2 separate regions of the Homo sapiens genome follow, and region 1 is linked to region 2. Evidence: chromatin loops called from intact Hi-C (ENCODE). Cell type or tissue: Calu3. All regions are shown on one strand. Each heading gives the region's core, and the rest is flanking DNA. Links, peaks and the distances in the headings are about the cores only. Region 1 overlaps SP4 (Sp4 transcription factor). Region 2 overlaps DNAH11 (dynein axonemal heavy chain 11).

What was found. Hi-C counts contacts between places; a loop is a spot of excess contacts. Peaks named below come from ENCODE experiments on the same cell type or tissue, not always from the same donor. Only the 100,000 strongest peaks of a DNase experiment are listed, where the experiment ranks them.
Region 1: a loop joins it to region 2, with 4 times the contacts of the local background. A loop is called at or near these places in 11 of 110 quality-filtered maps.

Annotation. Positions count from the first base shown.
Region 1 is chr7:21,499,562-21,507,198 of GRCh38, reverse strand. All of the region lies in intron 5 of SP4 (Sp4 transcription factor), which reads right to left. Among named protein-coding and RNA genes, the nearest start is that of MIR1183, 32 kb to the right of the region's middle. In Calu3, for the core only: no CTCF peak of the experiment used is centred there; a DNase peak (open chromatin) is centred at 2,968.
Region 2 is chr7:21,766,505-21,769,004 of GRCh38, reverse strand. The region is part of intron 55 of DNAH11 (dynein axonemal heavy chain 11); the gene reads right to left. Among named protein-coding and RNA genes, the nearest start is that of CDCA7L, 180 kb to the left of the region's middle. In Calu3, for the core only: a CTCF peak has its summit at 1,540 (motif pointing right); a DNase peak (open chromatin) is centred at 1,514.

The DNA.
Region 1 (7,637 bases), core at 1,964-4,463, 260 kb after region 2:
TTCAGGAAAAAAATGAAACCACTCCTAGAAGATCCACTCGGTTTAGCAGACCATCTGGACCAATTCCTAGGATACAGCTCTTACACCTGGGCTGAAATGATGTCCATCAAGAATATCCTATTCATAGGAAGAGAAAGGGGAATGATCAGGAGAGTGGACATGACCATCTGGGAGAGGCAACACCCTCCCAGGCAAGAAGTCTCACCAGCCAAACAAAAATTTCCAAATGTTAATCCTGAATGGGATAATAATGATCCCAGGGACTGCGCCCAAATGTAGGATCTCCAGGAACTAATAATTAAAGGGATCAAGGAGTCCACTCGTAGGACATAGGACACATTCACGATTCAACAAGAAAAAGAGGAAACTCCTTCTGCATTCCTATATAGGCTCAGAGATCAGATGAGAAAATGCTCCGGATTAGATCTAGAGGACCCAGTAGGGCAATGCCTTTTGAAGGTTAACTTTGTAATTAAGAGCTGGCCTGACATTACCAAAAAATTACAAAAGATTGATGGATGGAAAGAGAAACCAACTGAGGATTTACTGAGGCAAACTCAGAGGGTCTTTGTAAGGAGAAAGGAAGAGAAGCAGAAACAAAAAGCAAAAATCATGGTTTCCACTGTGGAAGAGGTAGTCAGAAAAGACTTACATCAAGATCCCCCACTTAGGAGACAAGGGAATTATAGATTTCAACACAAAGAAAGAAGGGAAATGCAGGGAAAAGGTCCTAAGACTATGAGTGGATGTTACAAGTGTGGAAAGACAGGGCATTTGAAGAGAGGATGTCCTAAATGGAAAAAAGAAAAGGTGATACCCCTCATGACTATTGATGAAGACTAGTCGGGGGCAGGAGCACCTTCTGAGTAGATCCCACCAGGAACCCTTAATAAATTTGAAGGTGGGACCTGAGGGAGAAGTGACATTTTTGGTTGATACTGGGGCAGCTCACTCCTCCCTAATTCACCAACCAAGGGCTACAGAACTCTCTAAGGAAAAATTGAAAGTATCAGGGGTAAAAGGGGAGGGATTTCAGGTTCCAATATTTAAGAAAATTTTAATTACATCAGGAGCAAAACAAATTGAGGCGTCACTTGTTCCTGAAGTAGGAACTAACCTCCTGTGTCGAGACCTGATTGTGAGATTGGGTTTAGGATTAGGAATAGAGGAAGGACAAATAAAAGTAATGATGGGCCTCCTGACAGAGGAGGAGGAAAGAAAAATTAAATCCCCTTGTGAGGGTTAGGGAAGGCAACAGAGGGTTAAAAATCACACCCTTACAGATTAACCTAAAACAACCAGAAGTAGTTTGCAGAGAACAATATCCCATTTCCACTGAAGGGAGAAAAGGTCTCCAACTGGTAATAGAGGGATTGATTAACGATGGACAATTAAAACCCTGCATGTTACAATACTCCAATTCTCCCAAAGAGCCTGATGGGTTGTATAGATTGCTACAAGATCTAAGGGCTATAAATCAAACTGTCCAGACCTACCACCCTGTGGTGACTAAACACTACACCCTCTTTAGTAAGATACCCTATGAACGTAAGTGGTTCAATGTGGTGGATCCAAATGATGCATTCTGGGCATGTCCCCTAGACTTTAGGATTAGGGAACCTCTTTGCCTTTGAATGGGAAGATGCTATAACTAGGAGAAAACAACAGTACCCCTGGACTGTGCTGCCACAAGGTTTCACAGAAGCCCCAAACGTATTTGGTCAAATCTTAGAAAAAGTCCTGGAGGAATTTCAACCTTCCAGGGGAACCCAGTTGTTACAATACATAGATAATCTTTTAATTTCTGGGGAGAGGAGGACCGAGGTATCAGAAACCACCACAAGCTTAATTTCCTAGGAGAAAGGGGATTGCGAGTATCTAAGAACAAACTGCAGTTTGCAGAAAAAGAAGTTAAATATTTAGGACACCTGATTAGTGAAGGGATGTGAAGAATAAACCCAGAGAGAATACTGGGAATAGTGGGTCTGCCTTTGCCTAAGACAAAAAGAGAACTCCAAAAATTTTTAGATTTAACTGGCTACTATAGGTTATGGATTGACTCATATGATCAAAAGACAAAGACTCTATATATCAAGTTACTAAAAGAAGAACCCAATCCCTTGCAATTGTCCTCAAAGGAAATTCAGGTGGTAAAAGAGCTAAAGCGGGCCCTCATTACAGCCCCGGTCCTGGTCCTCTCATCTTTAGAGAAACCATTCCATCTGTTGGTAACAGTGGATCACCCTTGGGGTGCTCACTCAAACCTGGGGAGGGAAGAGGGAATCTGTTGCTTTTGCCTCCAAGCTTCTCGATCCTGTCTCTCAGGGGTGGCCCAAATACGTGCAAGCAGTGCTGCCACAGCCCTGCTGGTAGGAGAGTAGAAAGCTAACCTTTGTTGGGGCCCTAATAGTAAGCGCTCCACACCAGGTCAGGAATATATTAAACCAAAAGCCGGGAGATAGTTTGAACACGTTCTTCATAAAATATGAAGCCATATTATTAAGAAAAAAAATTATTTGCTTGTAACAACAAATATTTGCCTAAATGCAGCCAGTTTCCTATGGAAAGGAGAGGAGATCAAAGACATCAGACCAGAACTGCTTAGATATCATAGAATAACAAACCAAAGTAGGACCAAACCTTAGGGAAGCTCCACTACATGATGGGATAAGGCTCTTTGTGGATGAGTTGTGACGAACGAGAGATGGCAATGCTGTCACTGATGGAGATAAACACTCCCTATGTGAGAAAGGTAGATTACCTAATGGCTGGTCAGCCCAAATCTGTAAATTATATGGTCTTAACCCGGCCATAAAGCTCCTTAAAGCCAAAGAAGGCACTATATATACTGATTCTAAATATGCTTAATGGGTTGGAACACACTTTTGAAAAAATCTGGACAGAGCAGGGTCTAATAAATAGCAGGGGAAAATAATTGGTACCTGGGGAACTGGTCAAACAGGTTTTAGAAAGCCTCCTCCTTCCAGCAGAGGTAGCCATAGTTCATGTAAATGGTCATCAGAAAGGGAACACTATAGAAGCTACAGGAAACAGGCTTGCAGATGAAGCTGCTAAGCAAGCCTCCCTGGACGAAGAAATTAGACTATGTAGCCTGCTCCCAAACATCCCTAAGCTAGTATTAAGGCCCCAGTTTACCAGAGAGGAGGAGGAAGAATTAGACAGGACAGGGGTCACTCAGACTGAAGATGGCAAATGGGTACTTCCTGAAATAAGTAAACCCCTAATGAGAAAACTAGTATCTACATTACACAAATGGAGTCAATGGGGACCCCAGGCTTTGTGTGATACAATACTTAGGAATTATGGGTGTATAGGGATTTATACCCTTGCTAAACAAGCATGTGGAAATTGTGTTAACTTGTCAAAAGATAAACAAAAAGGTGATTAGAAAACAGGAAGACCTCCGGAGTAAGACCACTTCAAAGCATTCAAGTAGATTTCACAGAAATGCCCAAAGTAGGAAGACTAAAGTATTTACTGGTGATGGTAGATTACCTTTCAGGCTGGGTAGAAGCCTTTCCCCTTCCAACAGCCACTGCTGGGAATGTGGTCAAAATAATATTAAAACAGATTCACCTAGCTTTGGACTGATGGAAAATATTAATTCAGACAATGGAAGCCACTTTACCTCAAGGGTGTTAAGGTGAATTATGGAAGGTTTACAAATTAAATGGGATTATCTCACCCCTTGGCATCTCCCTTCCTCTGGAAAGTAGAAAGAATGACTCAAACTCTCACAAAGCATATCACCAAACTAATCTTAAAAACTAAAATGCCTTGAACCAAATGTCCCCCAATAGCATTCCTTAGATTAGAACAAGCACCAATAAAAGACTTGGGATTGCCCCTCTACGAGTCATTATATGGGCTCCTATATTTGCGCAGAGCTACAGATCTTCCGGCTATGGAAACCAAGGATCAATTTTTAAAGAAATTATATAGTGGCCATATACTCCACCCTGTCATCCCTTAGGTTAAAACGACTTCTAACTCAAACTTCACCTCTTGAGTTCATGGCTCACCACTTTCAGCCTGGTAACTTGGTGCTGATTAAGACTTGGAAAGAAGACAAGCTCCACCCAAGCTGGGAAGGTCCCTATCAAGTGCTCCTGACCACTGAGACAGCCATGCGAACAGCTGCATGAGGTGGACTCACTATACTCGAGTCAAGGGACTGGTAAAGGAGACCCTGGAAAGGAGGGGAAAAGACCAGTGGAAAGTGCATGGGTCACCTAAGGAACCCTTAAAGTTAACTCTGAGAAAAATCTAAAAAGAAAACATGGGCTGGCCCCAGTTCTGGAAGACTCTTGGTTATATGGGTTAGGGGCAGACATCACAGGGAAAGACCCTGTAGGGCGATTTATTCTCAAACTCATCAAAAACTCAACCCCCCAAGTGTCTGGTACTACTCCAAGCCCAGGCCCTAGTAAACACTTTAGTCCACCAAATAATGATCCTAAAAGGCTAAAAATAATTGAGGTAAAGGATGTAAAGCAAACCTTAAAAACTGAGGGTATGGGGATGTGAATGCCTGGGTTGAGTGGGTCACATTTTTGGTACAAGCCCTCAACAAGAGTAACTACTATGCATGTGCTGCGGGAGGACCTCAGGCATGGGTGGTTCCATTTCCCCTAGGATGGAATACTGATCCTGAAGTAATGTGTTGCATGTTGGCTCTATACCGAGACAAGGATGCATGGGAAAATGAGACTTGTAAGAGTCTGTCATTGCTCTTTCCCGCATTGTGGAGAGAGGTCAGAACCCCTCATTCTCTACAGGGAATATGAACTACTCCTCTTGCCTCTCCAGGCAGGGGGCAGAGTTCAATAAGCCCATGGGAGAACTCTCAACTTGTACCCACATCCTAAGCATCACAGGTTGAGTCAGGCAATGGCAATTACTCAGCTCTCCATACACCACGGCTGATGTCTGGTGGTACTGTGGGAAAAAAGGATGATAAGTTGTTACCGTCCAATTGGACTGGGACTTGTGCTTTAGTCCAGTTGGCCATTCCCTTCATCCTGGTATTCCATAAGATACCCGAAAATACACACGGCTACCAAAACCGGAGAGATTTGACGTATCTTTTGATCCCAATATATATGTTAACTCTATAGGAGTTCCGGGGGGGGGGGGGTGCCTAATGAATTTAAGGCCCGAAACCAAATAGCAGCTCGGTTTAAGTCAGCACTCTTCTGGTGGTCAACTATTAAGAATGTGGACTAGATTAACTACATCTATTATAATCAACAGAGATTCATCGATTATACTCGGGACATCCTCAAAGGGGTGGCTAGCCAGCTAAATGCCATCAGCCAAATGGCCTGGGAAAACAGGCTTGCGCTAGACATGATACTAGCAGAAAAAGGGGGCGTATGTGTTATGCTGGGTGGGAAATGTTGTACTTTCATTCCCAACAATACTGCCCCAGATGGGACCATCAGAAAAGCTTTACGAAGACCAACAACTCTAGCCAATGAACTGGCAGAAAATGCTGGAATTGATGACCCATTTATGGGTTGGCTAGAAGATTGGTTTGGAAAATGGAAAGACATGGTAGCCCTCAATCCTTACATCTCTCATAATTGTGGCAGAAGTCTTAACAGCAGTGGGATTTTTGTATTAACCCTTGTGTGGGGGGACTAGCACAGAGATTAAAACAGCTATTAATAAACAAATGCCCATGACTTAACCAGCAAAATAACCTGGTACTATTAGAAACAAAATTAAACTCAATCTCCTATGGAGAAAGTAAAAGACTTCTAGAGCAATTCAAGGACAAAAAGGATTTAGATGAAAATGAGACCGAAGGAAGTAAACAGAAAAGAGGAGGGACTTTGTGAGAAAATGTTTTAAATGATCTATTTTCAAGGCATGATAAATCTAAATATACTGGCAACCAGCCTGCGGATGTAACAAACTGCACGGCTCACGCACCTAGAAGGTCACAATGAGCAAACAGAATGTAGAGAAGGGGTCAGCCCATAAAAGCGAAGAAAGTTTCATTATTGGGAAATCGAAACTTAAGCAGGGAAGGGAAGATTACACCCTTATTAGGGGGATAATGAAACTTGGATGATGTCCGGGAAGATTGTAACCCTGTAATACTCGACCTATGAGGAACTAGGGGAGGGATTTGCATGCTAGGAGGTAAATTAACTGCTGTAACTGCCCTGGGTGTGCCTGCCTACCATACGCCCCATCTTGCAAGACCACCATTAAAAGTCTCGCTTTTGCTGTTCTTTGTGTCTCCAAGTGCAGTCTTTGGGTTCAGACAGGCGAATGTGTGTTTCCCACATTAAGTAACATGGTAAAAGGGACTGTGCAGATCTAACTAAAGTTATGGAGCTTAATATAGGGATATTATTCTGAATTATCCAGTAGTGCGTAATGTAATCACATGAATTCTTAAAAGCGAAGAGCTTTCTTTAGCTAGAATCAGGGAGATTAGAATAGTGAGGGGAAACGTGCCCTGCTGTTGCTGGAGGGGGCCACATGGACAGTATGAGAAGGAGTGTGGGCAGCCTCCAAGTGTAAACACTGGAGGCTCCCAACTGCCAGCTGGCAAGGAAACAAGGACCTACATTCTACAACAGAAAGGAACTGAATTTAGCTGACAATTCAAACGACTTTGGAAGCAGGTTTCTCCCCAGGGTCTTCAGTAAGGAATGCAGTCCTGCCAAAGCCTTGATTTTGGCTCTGTGAGAAACTGAGCAGAGCACCCAGCTGAGGCCCCTTGAACTCCTGACCTAGAGAAACTATGAGGTAATAAGTGTGTGTTATTTTAAGCGGCTAAATTTGTGGTAATTTGTTGTGGCAGCAATAGAAAACTAATCTAGTTACATATGATATAACCTTATAAAAAATTTAAAGCCCAATAAATTATAGCTGACCTAATATATGGCTCAAGATATGTAAAACATCTTCATTACAAATATCCAAAGTACGTCAAGAACAAATTTCAAATTTCATTTCTTCATGAAAATCTCAATGTATCCCAAGAAATTTTTAATAAACTGAGTATAGGAAAAAAAATGCTCCTTTTGCCTAGATTATCTAAGAGAATACCATGCTTTATCACATTAAGAAAATGTAGTCTTTTAAAAGGATTTAAATACAATGTTCCAGAAACTACATTCGACTACTTACTATTTTAATATTCTTAACAGTAATTTCCCTTGGAAAAAATTTGCTGAGATTTCAAATGGAATGATAGATTGGAATGGATGAGTGGAATAAACCAGATCTTTTAAGCTTTCTGTATCTGAAGCACCTATCAAGAGTCAGTTATCTAACTGTCAGAGTTCTGCCTATAATCTGTTTTTCAAATTGCTACTCTCAAAACTAAGCTATGACAATGTATGAAACATACTTTTTAAATTACTAATGCTATTTCTAAGTTTGTCATTTGATAATATACCTCCATATTTATAAATTAAAATTAATTTCAAGAGCAAATTAAGGTAATATATTAGTTTCCTCGGGCTTCTATAAGAAAATACCACAAACTGGGTGGCTTAAAACAACATAAATTTATTTTCTCACAGTTCTGGAGGCCAGAAGTCCAAAATTAAGATCTCAGCCCAGCCTTGCTCCCTCCAAGGACTCTAGAGAAG
Region 2 (2,500 bases), core at 1-2,500:
TTTTTAAAATTATTATACTTTAAGTTTTAGGGTACATGTGCACAATGTGCAGGTTAGTTACATATGTATACCCTAATTTATATTTCAAATAAAGAACTGTGCTTAAAGTCATTAATATGATAGAAACTCTGCTAAGATAGCTATCACTGACAAAATGTTGTCTTATACCCTTTGTGTTTGGCATGCCATTTTAAAAATGAATTTACAGACCATTGGGGAAACAAGTCTTTAAATATAGCAGTAAAATAACTTTCCTCTTAGAGTGGACTTTCTCGCCATCAGTTGTGGAAAACAGTAGTAAAATATGTCCTTCACAAGCTACCAAACTGCAACAATTGAAGAGGTGGTTGCATGGGGAATAACTGCTTTTCCCTGAAAAAGCTGATGATACGGAGTTTGTGTCATTACTTTTAAGTGGCACCACATAAGGACAGAGGATTTTAACTCATCGGTTGGTCAACATGCCCCCAAAGATGACCTCTTTCACCTTGCTCAGATCTACTCTACACCATCCAACAAACATCTCACTCCTTCACCAGACAGCTCACTGTTTCATTTCCATTCAGTAACTTCTCCTTTCATCTGGCTCTGCTTTCAAAGATGTCTATGATTCATTTTACCTTGAAAAGCAAAAACATCACTTGTTTTTCAACACCGCAGCTTCTCTTGATTTTTCGTTGTAGAAACCGTGTACTAATCACTAAGCTCTTCACACAGTTCTCTCTCCAACGAGCTTCTCACAGCCTTTCCAACACTGTTCCCAGGTTTACCCAGATGGCTTTTCCTTCTCTCCCTCCTTACACACCTCCTCCCATCTCCATTTCAAAATCTCCTTGGAGAGGTAGTGTGCGTTGACACAAAGTCTTCAGATAAATACTTAAGTGTCAAACTGTTTTGGTCATTATTTGTCAGCTGTCATTTAGTTCAATATTAGGCAACAGAAAAATAGCACAAACATTAATTTAGATGCAGTCAACCCGTACCCCTGGGTGCTGAGTGTGTACTGATGGAAAATTACACGCCAACACACACAAAACTGCTTGCCTTTAACGACTCCTTTCTCTGTGGCCAAAGGGGGTCACCTTGTGTAAGCACCTTACACTCAGCAAATGACGTCAATAATTAAGAAGTGCCTAAATTATGCTGATAACTTTCAGTCTTAAAAAAGGAAATTAAAACTAAGAAAGTGATCAAATTAGTGCTCATTCAAAAAACTTAAAAGCTGTTTTTGACCTCTACAGAAAAGACACCACAGGTTTTTAGAAGACCATGGACACATTGTACTCTGAATTATAATTATTGCTCCTGCGCAACAAATTAGGAAGGTGGGAAAGTTAAATAAGCAGCTTGCACTGAAATGAAATCATCTGACTCATTTGTTTTGAGGCACAATTCAGTTCAAGAGAAATGGGAAAGTGTTTTTAAAATTCCTATTTGGCACTCAGCATCCTATAGGAGGCGTTATGACACCATCAGATCCAGCTTAGCACCTGACAGGAGCCCTCTGGACTTAACACGATGCAAGTCCTGCCTCATCCAGCAGATGTCAACGGTCAACGGCATATCAAACTCCTTTAGCTGTTTTCAAAGTGGCACCCACCTGGACAGGAAAAAGCCTGCACAGAGTAGCAAAGGGAAGAAACTGTAAAAAGCACTGTGCCACATGCCAACTTAAACCATGCTACTAGCTCTAATTTCCTACCATTTGACAAAGTAACATGCAGAAACAAAGTGCTCTGGCCCCTTTCTCTTCCTTACCAAACCAGCCTGATGAAACACAAATTTGCTATCAGAAGATACATACTGACTCTCTCCCTTTAATAAAGCAGCATTTTGAACCCTTCTTGTAACTATCACAAGATAAAATGATGCCCTAGAAAATTCCAGAAATGCAGCAGACCTGGCAATCACATACGAAATTTGTGTTAATATTTATGACAATTATTTGTCACATTTAATGATTTTCCAGATGTTAGAGTACAAAATGTTTCTGGCAGACTTTAGAAGAGATCATTTCTTATTTTCATTTATTTGTGGAAACGTTTTAAGTGCAAGTGTAGAGGAGAGAAGGACAGGGGAGGTATATGAATATCCTAAGGCCTCTACCATATATATATCTTCCAAGTTAGATGTTGCTTGACGGCTCTTCCCTAGCAATCCACCACCAAATAATTAGATTAATAAACATTTCAGGAAAAGACTAAAGGAGAAGAGGTCTCCCTCCACAAAATTCTGTAGGTGTTGGTGAATACTTGCATGTGTACTTACCTCTATAGCTGCTTTTTTTTTTTTTGTAGAAGCAAAGGAAAATGATATTATGAACAATAAAGCTAGCTGCATACAAACAATTAAATATGTAAATATGACCAGATTTTTAACCATATGGCCGCTGAATGATACAATATACAACAAAATGTAAAAGGATTGCTTTGGAAAGGTGGCAGTTATGCCTTTTGGGTAACGGTGGGGCTACAATGGGTTGTACCTGTTCATGATAATC